Regions from separate parts of the Mus musculus genome. Here region 2 is linked to region 1. A link is a loop called in an ENCODE intact Hi-C map of the cell type or tissue named here. Cell type or tissue: left cerebral cortex. All regions are shown on one strand. Links, peaks and the distances in the headings refer to the core of each region. The heading gives the core; the rest is flanking DNA.

Region 1 (8,133 bases), core at 2,160-6,159:
ATGCAGAAAGATAGAAGAAATCACTCAGAGAAGCTTGTACAAGTTTCAGAGCCTCACAGTGCAGTCTAGGTCTCTTTGGAATTGTACTACTCTTGATTTAATACAAAGTCAGAGTGCTTATAGCAACAGGAAACCACCGATGAAGACCCTGAGGTTCTATGCAAAGACTGACTTGAAAATCTCAGCATGCCACAGGTCCCAGGGTTGTGGGTGCTGGAAAAAGGGGCAGGCTACTTACATAGGCCTGCGTTTCAGGCATGGGGAGAGGGGGGTCAATGCACACAGGTCTCGTGGGCTTTGAGTTCTGGAGAGGCAGCGAGCTGCTCAGCAGTGAAAGGGTATGACATTTCCCCAAGAATACGAATCCCTGAGATACGGCTTCTTTCAACAATGCCCACCCCATGGTTCCATGTCAAACCTCCTCATGTTCCTCTTCTTCACCAGGCTTTGACATACGTTTTTAGCCGCATTTCTATTGTGAGATTTGAAAACAAGGGCAGACAGAGCTGAATCTACAAATGCAGGCTTTGCTGGTGTTTTGTTAACTAAAGATTCATAGCAACATGTCCGTTCATAAGAACTGTGTCCTACAGGAGCGGACATGGCTGATGCAGTTTGGAGATGAAAATGCCTTAGAAAAGGAATGCCAAGGCTATCCCACCCTAACCAAGGCTATCCCACCCTAGACACACTGCCCTTTCTCTTGTAAGCAGAGGGGGTTATCAAAAAGCACAGGCCTGACTCCTGGAGTGCTGAAGGTCTTTCACTCCAAATAGTGCCCCTCCTTGTGCTAGGAGGCGGAACAAAGAAGATTTGTAATATCTGCCATGTGCTGAATCTAATGGCCATCAGATCTCCCCCACTTTTTTTTTAAAAACAATATTACAGAGTAAGCAATAGGAAAAAAATTTAAATGAGCACAGGGCAATGGGGTAATTATCCAAAGTCCAACAGCTAAGTGACTGGACTGGGATTCAAGGAAGTGGCGTCTGTCTTGTGGTTTCTATTGGGTCACACTTCATCGAAGCTCATTGTCACAAGGAAGCATGGCATCCCTGGAGGCCACAGAGTGGAATGGAGGCAGCTTGTTTCCGAGGGTGGGGGAGGGGAGGGAGAAGCCAGATGCTCCAGCCATCTCAGGTCACGTGAAGCCTGATCCTTTCTCAGCTTGATTTGACCTAGAACTGGGAAACAGATGGGACCATGCTGCCCCAGGGTCTGTGGGAGGCTGCACACACACATGAGTCCTGCCTGTCACCGCTGCCTCTGCTAGTGCTGCTGCTGCTGCTGTTGAGAGTCTGGGGCCCACTGGCCTTACAACAGCACTCCAGTGGGCGCCTTTGGACTTAATCTTTACTAGGAATTTAGTGGTAAAGCTAGAGGGCTCATCCTTTCTGAGAGCAACAGAAGACCCAGAGCAAGTGCAGGGCAATGAGACAGATGTCAACTGATGCATTATAAACAATGTGGCATTGTCCCAGGAAAGCACAAGGTCCCAGGCAAAGATAAACAAGGGCTGGAGAGTGGCCTCCTGGATTAATAACCATCCATTAGCAGAGACTCATGGTAGACATGGCTGTTCAGAAATTCCCTCTAGTCGATGAGTGGGGGACCTATTATTATATGCATGTGAAGTTATCTAGCAAATGAATAGAGATCTACCCATTTATTGAGTCAATATTCACTTACTGTTGAGGACCAATAGTCCCTCTGCCAAGGACTGAGGGATTTCTTGGATCGTGCTTTCAGCGCTTTGTTACCCAGGACTTCACTGGTCCTCTCATTCTCTGTTGATGGAGGCTAGAGCAGCCCCTTAGTCTCACTGGGCAGGTGGTGGAAAGCCAGACTCAGTCCCTGCTTCCAGGAACGCATGCAGGTAGTCGTGGCAGGTAATCTGATGGGGCCATGAGCCTTGAGTGGCAGCTTTTCATAAGAGGACCCAACTCTAAAAGTGAGATTCTTTGGCAGAGACTCAACAGCTCTCTACAGAAAGTCCAGGGTGGGGAAGTCTTTCGGTAACTGGCGGTTGGGATGTCTGGGGTGAAGGCTTAATGCTTGTACAACAATTCCTGGTTCAAGACATTATAGGCAGTGGCAGGGGTGAAGTTGGGGGACAGGGGAAACACTGGGGATTTATGGGGGTTATTAGAAAAGCACTAGAGCTAGTTAAGAGATGCAGTTTATGGACTAGAGAGATGGCTCAGTGGTTAAGAGCACTGACTGCTCTTCCAAAGGTCCTGAGTTCAAATCCCAGCAACTAAATGGTGGCTCACAACCATCTGTAATGTGATCTGATGTCCTCTTTTGATGTGTCTGAAGACAGCTACAGTGTATTTACATATAATAAATCAATAATTTTTTAAAAAAGAGATGCAATTTACAACGTAGGCAACATTACGTTGTGGAAGACATTTTTTTCTTGTTTATGCTGGGAGGAAAAGAATTAGAGATTCCTAAATATTTCATTCACTCGAGAATCCTTTACTCACCGTTCTGTGATCTACCAAGTGTTGTGCTAGGGCAGCGGTTCTCCACCTTCTTAATGCTGGAGCCCTTAAAATAGTTCCTCTCGGTGCGGTGATCCCCAAACATAACAGCAGTTTCATTGCTACTTCATAACTGTAATTTTGCTACTGTTATGAACCACAATGTAAATATCTGATATGCAGACTATCTAATATGTGATCGCAGTGTGGTCTTGACTCATAGGTTGAGAACCACTGGGCTAGAGAAATGCCTGCAGGCCGAGCGATCATTTCATTCTCTAAGCACTGCAGAGGAGATCATTTCATTCCCTAAGCACTGCAGAGGACTGGAGGCCCGGCAACCAGGTGATGCGACAATGGGGCTGTGGCTTTTGGTAGGACAGTTATTCAGCAGGGAATAAATCAGTGCTGGCTCCAGCCTCTGCCCTTTTATCTGTTTTTCTTTTATACCCTCCCCTCCAAAAGACCTTGAGGACTGCAGTCGATCCCACTACAAAACAGTTACACAATTCCCCAGGAGAAGGCACATTTCCACCTTGGCCGTGAATAAGTCCTTTCTTCTCTCTGACACTGCCCAGTGGAGGCCCAGGCTGGAGGGTTGGGTCCGGTCTGCTCTGGAGGGGAGGGCTGAATAGCTGTTTGCTTTTTCATTAAACAAAGTCTGCTCCGCAGGGCTTGTGGTCACAGGTGCTCCTGGAGCCCGACAGAGCAGGTATTACAATTCTCCTCTGGCATGCAGGTGAACAGCACGCAAGCAGCCTCAATAACGGTGGTCTTTTTTTTTTTTTTTGTGGGGCTGCCGTCCCATAAATGACTTCTTTGAAGAGGCTGCCCGGGGACTGCGGGACCCTCCCTACAGCACCCACTTGGTCACTGGTTCTGAAAGCTAGATTGTCCCACACGAAGCCCTGCCCTTCCTTCTTCGACATTCCTCATGCTGACCATTGTCTGTAGAAAGAGGCCATTGTCTACCGCTGACATATCTGCTGACCGAGCCGCATGAAACAAGGGGAGCTTTGGGGAGAAAGCAATCCACTAGAAATAACAAAACCCCAAGCTCCGCCTCAGAGGAGGCTCAGACTGGCCTGGTCAATTTCCTGATGGCTGGTGTTCCTCCCGGGAGGAAGTGCCCACCACCACGGGAGGGAGGGTCCCTTTTATCTTTGGGTTGGAATGACACCATTCGTGCCTTTGTGTCAACAGCACTGAGAGGCCTTGTGGAGGGTTATGTGGCTAGTGCTGAAGAGAGCTTGTTTGAAGAGGGAAAAAAAAAAAACCTATCACAGAATGATGTTTACCCAGCAGGCTGCTCCTGCCAATGCAGACTCTAATGCCCGCTGCAGTCAGATATACCCGCTGCCCAGGCTGTTTTGGCTTGCCCTTGGCCTTGGGTGCTGTCGGGCCAGGAGGGCAGGCAGCTGGCAGACACCGGAGGTTGGTGCCAGCTATTAACCATGGAAACTCGCCTCTGCCCTGCGTAAACAGCCAGGCTCTCTTCCAGCCTGCCCCACCCCCAGCTTCCTCCCTGCTCCTATCCAAAACTAAAGGCTCACTATGCCTGGGACCGCAGAGGCTTCGGAACCTTGCCGGTGGCCTGGCCACCGGCATGTGTCTGTCAAATTTTAAAATATACTCACTTTGGTTCAGGGGAAATGTTTTCGGGGATTAAGCAGCAGAGGCCCTTCTGATTCAAAGGGTCACCCCCAGGACCTGGGCCAGGGGCTCTTTAGAAATATGGATCTCAGCCTGGTGAGGCAGTGTAAATGAGCGTCTGGATCATAGGAGGAATTCTGGGGCTACATACAGGTGGAAGGAAGGACCAAAGGAACGAAGGGACGAAGGGAGGGAGGGAGGGAGAGGGAGGGAGGTAGAACGGGAGGGTAGAAGAGAAGAATCCCAGGCCTTATCCTGCTGGTTCAGAATTTGCATGTTAACCAGAGCTGCTATATCTGTACTCGCCCATTCAAGTCTAAAAAGCAGTGATCCGATCAAATAGGTTCTCATACTGTCCACCAGGATCCCCTGGTCCTGGCGTCTCAGACCTAGAGAACAGACCGAGTTGCTCCGTTCACACTGTTAAGAAGCTGTGGCTTGAGCGCAACCAAGACTGGCGGAATAACCCATACAATTCCTTAGGAAACCCATGACACTCTTTCACTGGCCCCAGGGTGAGAGATGCCCTTTGGTGCGTCTGATGTAGTGAGAGAGTGTGTTAGATGGCATCTTCATCAGGAAGTCTCCCTGGTGTTCTAGAAGAAGCCTATCTGTGACCCTAGAGGTTGACGCTGTATCATCACGTTCTCCTCTGATTACAGGGGTGTGGATCTCTGCCCTCGCATCTTCTTAAAGTGAGTTGGGTGCTAGAATTTTAACGTTTCCCATCTAGTCCCCATGCCCAGGCTCTTCCCAGCCACTGTGGCTGAGCTGAACCTCAGTCCCCTCCATCCACATCTGGCAGGCCTAACCACTGGGAAGTCAGAAGGTGACTGTATCTGGAGATGAGGTTTTAATGCACGTAAGATAGTTCAAATGACACAAACCCTAAGCCAGGGTTCTCAATCTCTGGGTCACCACCACTTTGTGCATAGAAGGACCCTTGCACAGGGTCGCATATTAGATATCCTACATATCAGATACATGTATTACAATTCATAACAGTAGCAAAATTTACAGTTATGAAGGAGCAGTTAAAATAATTTTATGGCTGGGGGTCACCACAACATGAGGAATCGTATTAGAGGGTTGAAGCATTAGGAAGGCTAAGGTCAATTGGTGTCCATATAAGAGTCTATACCTGGGTGGTGGCTCAGTTGATAAAGTGTTTGTTGTCCAAGTCATGATGATGCAAGTTTGATCCCCCAGAACCAGTGTGACCCAACTAGCCTATAATACCGATAGCTCTGGGGAAGTAGATTTCCAGGGCTCAGCAGCTAGCTAGTGTGGCTGGATCTCTGACTTCCAGGCTCAGTGTGAGAGAGAAACCTAGTCTCAAAAAGTAAGATGGTGAGTGACTGAGGAAGATCTGATATAAATGTCATATGACACATGTGCATGTGTACAGATGTGAGCATGTATATCCTTACACACACACACACACACACACACACACACACACACACACACACAGTGCTTGCAAATAAATACCCAGGGTAAAAATGAAGACAGCTTATGGGTCAAGGCCTTAGGAGAGAAACCAACCCAACTAATGTGTTGATTTCAGACTCTTGGTTTCCATTATTACGAAGAAATTCTGTTCTGTTGATTCGGTCATTCTAGCTGTGCCTTTAGAATGGAAGTCCCAGCAACCGCTGCACCAGTCTGTTAAGTGCTTCCTGGCAAGCTTGGATAGCAAGTGATATGTTTTGCTGGATCTTAATGTCTTGGATAGTCATCATAAGCTTGTAACATCTCATGCTTAGCATATGTGGGCGGTCCATCACATTCTGCTTTGCCTCAGGAATAAACGTGGGCTGAGAAAGTTGTCCAGAAATCCTTTGCTGTCAAGCATGAGACCAAGGGCACAGGAAGTGGTGTGTGTGATTTTGTCTGGATATTGGACTCTTTAGGAGTCTTCCAGTAACCAGGTCTTCATACTGTCTTTCTCACAGACAAGAGTAGGCTGTTGTCTCACAGGTGAGCAGCTCATGGGCTCAGAGGTCTGCAGAGAACAGAATCTTTAGGTTTCATCTGTCAAAACTTGTCTTCCAGGATCCAGGAAAAGATGAGCATGCTCTGCACAGGCTAGATACCCATGAGTTTCTGTTCTGGCCTCTCTTTATGAATGGGATGTATTGAGTCTATCCAGAAAGATGCAGCAGGCAAGTCACCTCAGAAAGACAGTGGGGAATAGATTATACTGTCAGAAGGGGCTGGCTTGGCCTGAGGCTGGCTCCTAGATCCAAGTTGTTCAGTGGACAGTCTTCATGTGGCTAAGTCAGGTCTGAGCCATGTCCTGGGGGGAAAAGCATCTACATCTTGTTATTCCAGATGCCTTTTTTGGCATCTACCTCCTATTACTTCTTCCCTTTTCTTCTTCTCTTCTCTTGCTTTCTCAGAATAGGGTTTTACTATATATCCCAGGCAGGCCAACTTCTCATGATTTTGGCTCATCCTCCTGACTTGCTGCAGAAGTATGATGATCTGAGTTTGATTTCCCCAGAACCCATGTGAAATATCTGGATGTTGTGACACTAGCCTGTAATGCCAATGCTCTGGGAAGATGGAGTTTCAGGGTACACCACCTAACCAGTCTAACTATCTGCCCTGTGCTGGAGGCTGTACCCTGTGACCTGGCAACCTAGAGTCAGGTAGAACTTGGTCATGTTCTTGTGAAGGTTTGGCCTTAGGGAAGAGAGCAGAGCAATGGAGGAACAATGCCCAGAGCACATGTGCACCATCGGAAAGTACATAAAGTCTACAGAATCTAGGGTAAGCCTACACTCACTCAGCGAAGGTCTCATTGAGGAAACATGGGACAGCTTATTGGAGAAGAGGCATGGTCAAGAAAGTGTTCTAAGATGAAGAGGCAGAAGAAGAAGAAGGGGGAGGGGGGAGGGGAAGAGGAAGAGGAAGAAGGAGAGGAAGAGAAGCATGCATACAGGCATACAGGCATACAGGCATACAGGCATACAGGCATACAGGCCTGGGCTCAAAGGGTCCGCAGTGTATGTGAAGAGTGGGGGCTACCACTCATGGTCAGCCGCTCAGCACAGCGCAGGGATGCCCGTGTTTACATTCTTCCTTGTCTATTCCCCTCATAGGAACTCGTTTCCCCTTGTCCAGCTGGCTCTTGCCACTGTGGAACTTCTGGTCTGGAACAGGCAGGCACTAGTGGCGTTTTCTGTAAAGGGTCAGACCATAAACATTGCTGAGTGTTGCAGGCTGTAGAGCCTCGTTCTCAGCCCCTTGCCTCTGCCACAGGAAGGGCAAAAGCAGCTACAGGAACAGCTAAGCAAGGCTGGAGCTGGGCAGCAACAAAACTGTCAGGACACAATGGTAGACTAGGATTGGCTGCTCATAAGTCAGAGTTAGCCAACCACTGGTCTAGAAGGAGAGATAGATAAGGAATAAGTCCCAGGAGGCAGTTGTAGCCTCTGTTAATGTGATTCTCCTCCCTGTGTCTGGGCCTCAGTGTACAGAGCTGAGCTCCATCTTTAGCTCAAGAGTTACTTCTTGCCAGTATGTTCTAAGTTCCTCTATGTTTAAGTGCCCTTTCACATTCCCATGATCCTCTCTCCATAGGCAACTGTCCCAAGGCATCTGCTCTGAACCTTCAATGTGACTCTCTAAGCTGTGTCACTATGTGCATTGCCTTTTTTTGTGTGTGTTTTCATTGATCGTCTGCCTCCAAGCATGTCTGTGTGAGAGTAAACTGCCCTGTGGTTGCTGGGATTTGAAGCAGGGCCCTTTGGAAAGGCAGTCAGTACTCTTAACTGCTGAGCTATCTCTCCAGCCCTGTACATTGCCTTTTAAAGTATTGCAAATAATATTGTGCCATCAACTCTCGTGCTCGTAGTGCCTCATCCCATTCAGTTCTTAAAACTCTGACCTGAAGGAGCTGGAGAGATGGGTCAGTGGTTAAGAGCATTGGCTGCTCTTCCAAAGGACCAGGGTTTAATTCTCAGCACCCACATGGCAGCTCATAAAA
Region 2 (8,133 bases), core at 2,069-6,068, 57 kb before region 1:
CCATATAAATGGCTCCTGCAGGACCTCCCTTTGAATGCCTCCTTGGTCTTGGGGGTCTGACATGGAGCCAATTTGAGGGCGTTCCAGGAATTTCCCAGAGGGCCTCCCTCCCAGAAGCTTCAAAGCAAGCCCAAGGCTCCCACTTCCCCTCCCTGGGGACTCCTGTTAGTGAAAGGAATGGAGAAAACCTGCCTTCTAGGTCCCTGACACCTTTGTCCCTGTGATGCTTTGAAAAATGCACAGACCAGTTTGCTCCTTCCTCCATTAGAGTCACCACGCAGAACCATCAATGACCCAGGGCTGTACTTAAATTTCAAATACACGGATGGCCAAAGGGTTTCATGGAGTCTGCACAGTAACTAATAATACCTTTAAATAGTTGAAAGAAAATAATGACATAGGTACTCTTGAATCTTGAATAAGTAAGAATTTATGTAGTGGGGTGTTGCTGAAGAGATGGCTCAGGGGTTAAGAGCACTGGCTGTTCTTTCAGAGGATCCAGGTTCAATTCCCAGCACCCACATGCCAGATCACATCTGTCTGTAATTTCAATACCAGGGAATCTCACACAGACATGCATGCAGGCAAAATACCAAAGCACATACAATGGAAACAAAAAAGAAAAGGAATTCCTGTTGGGTTTGATCTCTGATTGTCATATGCACACACATATATGTGCACCTATGGACACATGCATGAACATGTACATATCTGCACATACATGCCTACACACACACATATATACATAAGAATTTCTTTACTGATGCTGTTCCAGTTCTCCACAGTGTGGATGTGAATTCTGGGGGTGAGTTGTGCTTTTTAGAACAATTGCAAAACCCCAGACAAAGCACAGCAAACGAAGAAGAGGAGGATGAAGAAGACGAGGAGGAGGAGGAAGAGGAGGAGGAAGAAGAAGAGAAGGAGGAGGAGGAAGAGGAGGAAACAAAGATGCCTTGGCAGAGCAAAGACGTGTGGGGGCTTCAGCAGAGGCTGACAGATCTCCCCACAAGGATAACTTCAGACAAGCCACGGATCCCTGTGCACCTGTTTTCAGAATCCCTCTCAGCTTGACCAGAGCTACAATCCCATGAAAGACATGCTATATTTTATTTGATAGATGCTAGCAACCTTTGTTTCATATGTTTGTATGCATATGTGGACACAGTCATCTGTGTGTGATGCATGTGCACCGTGTTTGCCTGTGTGTGGAGGCCAAAGGGTGAGCTCAGATGTCCTTCTTTAGAGGTGGCTCACCCTTTGTGACAGGTTTCTCACCGGAACTTGGATCTGTGTATCTCTGCCTTCCTAGTGCCAAGTTTACAAACACATGTGACCATGCTTGGCTTTCTCTACACAGACTCATGAGACTCAAACTCAGATCCTCATGCCTGCAGGGAAAGCATTTTACTGACTGAGCCAACTCCTTCACGTGCCACCACCCCGTGCCACCCCACCCCTGACTTTTTTTTTTTTAAAATGTATTTTTAAATGGACTTATTCTGAATTGAGAGCATATTTTCAGGGTTCTACAAAGTTTTTTCTTAATTTATTTTTGCAGTACTGGAAAATGAACCCAGCGCCTTTTGTTTGTGCTAGGCAAGAACTCCACTGAGCTATATCTTCAAAGCCCTAGGTTAAATTTAATTAAGTCCTAAATGCTGATGCACTTGGGGACCGAGGTCAGAAAAGTTTGGTAACCATCCATGTCTGTAGAGCCTTGCTCTTGGGCCTGTAGGACACTTCTCCCAGCGAGAAGCCCCAAACTCTTTCTTCTCACTAGCTAAGAAAGAAAGTCTTCTTTCATTCCCCCAAAGTCACCATGATGCTATGTGGCAACTCTCCTCTTTCCTTGAACACCTGTTTCCACTTCTATGAAGGGGACATCAAGGACCTGAAGGTCACAGGGATGCTTTCTCAGTCCAGTCTTTCAGGATTCTAGTTCAAGTTTGCTGGCAGCAGGCAGCTTTAGAAGGAGCAGGCTCGGTTTGAAAATCCAAATCTCCCTTCGGATGGAATTGATTTCTTCTCTCCATGAGTGAGTGAAAGAAATTTCCTTTAAACTTGGTTAAAGGTAGGTATCGTGCTGTGATGCAGTTTTCCTATGTATAAGGAATAGACTGTGTATGTATGTATGTATGTATGTATGTATGTATGTATGTATGAATGTATATATGTATGCATATCCTAAAGACTCTGGGATAAGCTCACAGGATGTTTGTTGAATTGAAAATTCATCAGATAATGTGCATGAGCAGTTTGATAACCTGTTCCACCATAGTTAAAATGCCAATCAAAACGAACATGGAAACACACACACACAAAAAAAAAAACTTGGTGGCCTGTCTTTGATAAGCTCAGACCCATGATTTATCTTTCTGAGTGCCTTCTCATATTCCTCGTGATTAAACTCTCTCTATATTAAAATCTCTCTCTTAATAGATGCATTTTTTAAAGTGTTCAGGAGCGGTGCTGAGGATATGCTCAGTTGGTAGGATGCCTGCCTGGCTCATACAAAGTGCTGCATTTCATCTCCCATACCACACAACTGGGTATGATGTACACACCTGTAATTCTTGCACTCGGAGGCCACGACGAGATGAGCACAAGTGTAAAACCGCCTTTAATAAACTCCTTCCATATGGAATTAGGCAAATCCCAGTGCCATGTGGAATCTGTGGGATGTGAGATCCTGTTTTAAACATCAATGGCAATTACAAGGATGAAACTCGGAGACTCGAGAACACCTGAAATATAGGACCCACCCAGATTGCAGAGACTGAGATATTTCATATATGCTGATTAAACCAGAAAACACTTGCACTGGGCCAAAGGGAGAAAGTGATGATGATAATGATGATGATAACAGTAATAACTAAGTCTGTCGAGCATCTGTCTATGGGTTTTAAGCTCTTCAAATATGTTATTTCACATAATGGCCAGGAAGCCCTGAGGAATATGTTTTCATCCCCATTTTATAGATGAAGAAACTAAGGTCAGTGAGGTGAAATAGCTCTCAGATGTCATGCAGCCAGAAGCTTTATGTTTGAAACATACATCTGAGTGGCAGACAGTTAGTGAGGTTAGGTCACCTTCACAAAGAGCCTCGCCAGGAGTTAATTCTTCTCTCACTGAGACCCAGAAAGGATTCCCTATAATCTATCTCTATAGGCAAGGATTCCCAGATGAGCTTAGTGGTACATACCTGTCATCCTAGCACTTAGGAGGCTGAGGAAGAAAGCTCTGTGAGTTCAAGACCATCCTGGGATAGCGTCTCCTTAAAGCAATGAAACAAAAGCAGAGAGTTTCATCTGAACCCCAGGAGACATGTGGTGCTGGTTGACACAGCTCAGGTCATCTAAGAAGAGAGAAACTCAAGGAGAAAAGGTCCCTATGAGATTGTCATATAGGCAAGCCTAGGGGGTGTCTTCTTGATTAATGAGTGATTAATGTGGGAGGGACCAGGCCACTGTGAATGGTGCCATGAGTGGGTTGGTAGTCCCGGGTTGTATTAGAAAGGTAGCTGAACCAACCAGGAGGAGCAAGAAATTAACCATGGTCTCTTCTGAATTTTCTGCCTCCAGTTTCCTATCTTGAGATCTTGCCCTGACTGCCCTCTGTGACGGACTGGAAGCTGTAAGGTGAAATAAACCCTTCCCTCCCCAAGTCCCTTTTGGCTGTGGTGTTTATAGCAGTAATTGAAAGCAAACGAGGACACCTGGTAAGGACATTTCCCTCTAAGGGCATTCCACCAGGTCCCCATCTGCTTCATTCTGGGGATGACAAGTGCCTTGAAGGAAATGCAGAAAAGACACACTTGATAAGCTGTGGTGTGGGCTGGAGTGAGGGTTGAGTCAGTGAGGTCCCCAGTCTCAGCTCTAAGACCCGTTTTAAAATATGAGGCATGATAATACAAGCATGTAGAGCCAGAGCTCACTCATGTATGCAAACTCACTTAGGAGATTCCTGGGGCTTGCCGTCCAGTCTACTGAGCCTACGCGCAGCCAATCTCCGAGCCAACATGAGACCCTGTCTCTAAAGAAAGGGGGATGGCATCTGAGGAAATACAGCCAAAGTTTTGACTTCTGACTCACACAACATACATCAGCATGAACACATACACGCACATATGTACACACGTGCATACACAGAGCAATAGAGAGTGAGCGAGAGCCATGTCAAGCATACAGACAAGAGCATCCTAGCTGAGATCGCAAGTTTTCAATGAGCAGAGACATCCCAGTGGCTGGTGTGCAGAGATGGAGGAGAACAGGAGAGCAAACTACCCCAGAACTCGTGCCCTCTCCTGAACACCATGACAATGGCTGCAGAAATGAAAGTGACACAGACATTGGGTTTCTGAAACTCCTTCTGAATCAGGCAGCATTTGGGAGGAGGAAAAAAAGAAAGATAGAAGAAAGGAAGTAGAATCCGATAGTGGGGCTTTTCCCACGGTGTGTGTGGGGGGGGGGCTGCTCCTCCTCCATCACAATACGCTTGTTATCATGACAACACACTAATACAATTATTAAAATCATTATTACCATTGTTTACCAATTTACACGAGCGCTTTACCAACTGCAAGGCTCTCATTGCTGTATAAAGAAGGAGCCTCCATTAATGAGCAGGGAGTTGGGCGCTGTCAGCTGGTGCTTTGATGTGTTAATTGCAAATCATTCTAATCTTATTATTAAAGAACAACTTCTGGCAGGTGGTGAGCCTGACTGTAAATACCGTATGTACTGGAAACTGATCGGCCTCCACGGGTTTGGAGCAATCTTGCAATCTCCGCTTTTACAGCCGTTTATGAAGCAGCTACTGTGTTCTCTGCACCTCGGCAGGCTTAGGGGATGGAGACGATACTGAATATGTGGCTTCAGCTGCCAAATCTCAGTGTCCAGCTGGGAATATGAGAAGAGTAGGAACCAGGATTTGAAGTGGGACATGACTACGTGTTCTGTGGGACTTTGAATGGATTACTGTATGACATTCAGCGGCAGTTTGGTTATCAAATAGATAGTAATAGGGGCAGGATAACAAGAGTTCACATACTCAGACTCAGGAAACAGATAAGGTTCTGCAGCTCTCAGCTGTGTGATCCCAGACATGGGATTTAACAACGTCTCTGCACCTCAGTTCCCTATGTGAGAAGGAGGAGAGTGATAATTCCTGTTTTAATGAAATTGCACTGACAATTAGATGAGTTAATGGTAGACAGAGCTAAGAACAGGCCCTGATTTTAAAAAAAAAAAAAAAAAACTAAAGGTTTGGGGACTGTAGAGATTGCTTAGTCAGTAAACACAGTATGAGAACCTAAGAGGCAATCCCCAGTATGTACAAAGCCAGATGTGGGGCGAATGGGATGCTTGCTGCCTGCCTAGCCTGACAACCTGAGACCAATCCCCTGTCCCCACATCATAGCAGAACGTACTCTCTGGAAGTTGTCCTCTGATCATGATGTGTATATATCCACCCCTTATGCACATACAACATAGATAGATAGATAGATAGATAGATAGACAGATAGACAGATAAAGATATAAATAGATGTAATGATAATATGAGGACAAAGCCAGAAGTGGCACGTGCATTTAATCCCTAAGCCAAAGAGATAAGACAGGAGGATCCCTGAAGCATCTTGGTCAGCCAGTCTCAAAGTGAAAGACCCTTTTTCAAAATAGAAAGTAATTGAATAATTGCATGTTAACCTCTAGTTTCCACATATGAACATCTGATTATGTATGCATATATATACACACATACCGACTGTATTAGTCAGGGTTCTCTAGAGTCACAGAACTTATGGATAATCTCTAAATAGTAAAGGAATTTATTGATGACTTACAGTCGGCAGCCGAATTCCCAACAATTGTTCAGTCGCAGCTGTGAATGGAAGTCCAAGGATCTAGCAGTTACTCAGTCTCACGCAGCAAGCAGGCAAAGGAGCAAGAGCAAGAGCTAGACTCCCTTCTTCCAATGTCCTTATATTGTCTCCAGCAGAAGGTGGAGCCCAGATTAAAGGTGTGTTCCACCACACCTTTAATCCCAGATGAAAGGCATAGCCCAGATTAAAGGTGTGTTCCTTAAACTCGGAGATTCAATCTTCTGGAATCCATAGCCACTATGGCTCAAGATCTTCAAACCAAGATCCAGATAAGGATCTCCAAGCCTCCAGATAAGGGTCACTGGTGAGCCTTCCAATTCCGGATTGTAGTTCATTCCAAATATTGTCAAGTTGACAACCAGGAATAGCCACTACAATCCACCCCTTGTCAACTTGACACAAATAATATCTCATGTTCACATGAAACAATAACAAGGTTGTAAATACGCCTAACATGATATAACTATTCCTCGTACAATTGCAAACGCATTTGTAAATTTACAATGGGGCATTCATATTACTTTATAATCCTCGTTTCTGCAACTGGTTACGTGGCCTTAATTGGTATTCATAACTACCTTCCTCTACTACCCATTCTGTATTTCCTTCTCCTTCAGCCAGCACCTCAGCAGGTCTTGGCTCTTTTCCTGGAGGATTGACCCATACCTTCATTCCTGATGGGTCTGTGTCCTTTGTCATCCTGCTTGGATTAGGCTGTTGTAGTTTCCCATTGACTTTAATCACAGGACATGGTAGTACTAAGAGACGCCCTAAGGGATCTCCTACACTCCAGACATAATCTTGCTTACCACCATTGTGAAGAGGTAATCCAATTTCCCCATGGTAATCTGGATCTATCACCCCTCCTAACACTGTTATTCCTTTTTTAGCCTGTTGGTGTAAGGGCATTAGAAGCCCAAAATGACCAGGGGGAAGTCTGAGCTTCCAGTTCAATGGAATGTTTGTTGTAGCTCCTGGTAGGAGCACTCCCCTCTCTGGAGCCAAAACTTCTAGGCCAGCAGAACCTAGAGTTATGGGGACAGGAAGCAAAAATTTTCCTAGAGGGTCACTAGGAGTGATAGTAAGTGGAACTATTCCATTTTCCACCCCTTGATTCCTGGACCCATGAATCCTGGCTATGGGTGAAACTGTACCATATATCGAGCGCTGATTCAAAGCATATACTGCCTTCTGAAGAACTCTACCCCAGCCTTCCAAGCTGTTACCACCTAATTGGCGCTGTAACTGCGTCTTCAAAAGGCCATTCCATCTTTCTATCAGACCAGCTGCTTCAGGATGATGGGGAATGTGGTAAGACCAGTGAATTCCATGATCGTGGGCCCACTGTCGTACTTCTCTGGCTGTGAAATGAGTTCCTTGGTCAGAAGCAATACTGTGTGGAATACCATGGCGATAGATGAGGCATTCTGTCAATCCATGAATGGTGGTTTTAGCAGAGGCATTACGTGCAGGAAAGGCAAATCCATAACCAGAATAAGTATCTACTCCAGTAAGAACAAAACGCTGTCCTTTCCACGAAGGAAGTGGTCCAATGTAGTCAACCTGCCACCAGGTTGCTGGCTGGTCACCTCGAGGAATGGTGCCATATCTGGGACTCAGTGTTGGTTTCTGCTGTTGGCAGATCTGGCAATCAGCAGCAGCTGTAGCCAGGTCAGCTTTGGTGAGTGGAAGCCCATGTTGCTGAGCCCAAGCATAACCTCCATCTCGACCACCATGGCCACTTTGTTCATGTGCCCATTGAGCAATGACAGGGATGGCTGGGGAGAGAGGCTGATTGTCCACAGAACGGGTCATCTTATCCACTTGATTATTGAACTCCTCCTCAGCTGAAGTCACCTTTTGGTGAGCATTTACATGGGACACAAATATCTTCACATCCTTTGCCCATTTGGAGAGATCTATCCACATACTTCTTCCCCAGATGTCTTTCTCACCAATTTTCCAATTGTGATCTTTCCAAGTCCCTGACCATCCAGCCAATCCATTGGCTACAGCCCATGAATCAGTGTATAATCGTACATCTGGCCATTTCTTCTTGCAAACAAACTGTAATACCATGTGTACTGCCCGAAGTTCTGCCCACTGTGAAGATTTCCCTTCACCTGTGTCTTTCAAGGTTGTCCCAGAAAGGGGTTGTAATGCTGCAGCTGTCCACTTCTGGGTGGTGCCTGCATAACGTGCAGAGCCATCAGTAAACCAGGCTCTAGTCTTCTCCTCTTCGGTCAGTTGAT

The links. A loop is a pair of places that touch in the nucleus more often than their neighbours do. Peaks named below come from ENCODE experiments on the same cell type or tissue, not always from the same donor. Only the 100,000 strongest peaks of a DNase experiment are listed, where the experiment ranks them.
Region 2: a loop joins it to region 1, with 2.4 times the contacts of the local background. A loop is called at or near these places in 1 of 42 quality-filtered maps.

Annotation. Positions count from the first base shown.
Region 1 is chr12:12,806,085-12,814,217 of GRCm38, reverse strand. No RefSeq gene overlaps it. Among named protein-coding and RNA genes, the nearest start is that of Gm35155, 18 kb to the left of the region's middle. In left cerebral cortex, for the core only: no CTCF peak of the experiment used is centred there; DNase peaks (open chromatin) are centred at 3,530, 3,925 and 5,910; H3K27ac peaks cover 384 bases.
Region 2 is chr12:12,863,380-12,871,512 of GRCm38, reverse strand. No RefSeq gene overlaps it. Among named protein-coding and RNA genes, the nearest start is that of Gm35155, 39 kb to the right of the region's middle. In left cerebral cortex, for the core only: no CTCF peak of the experiment used is centred there; no DNase peak of the experiment used is centred there.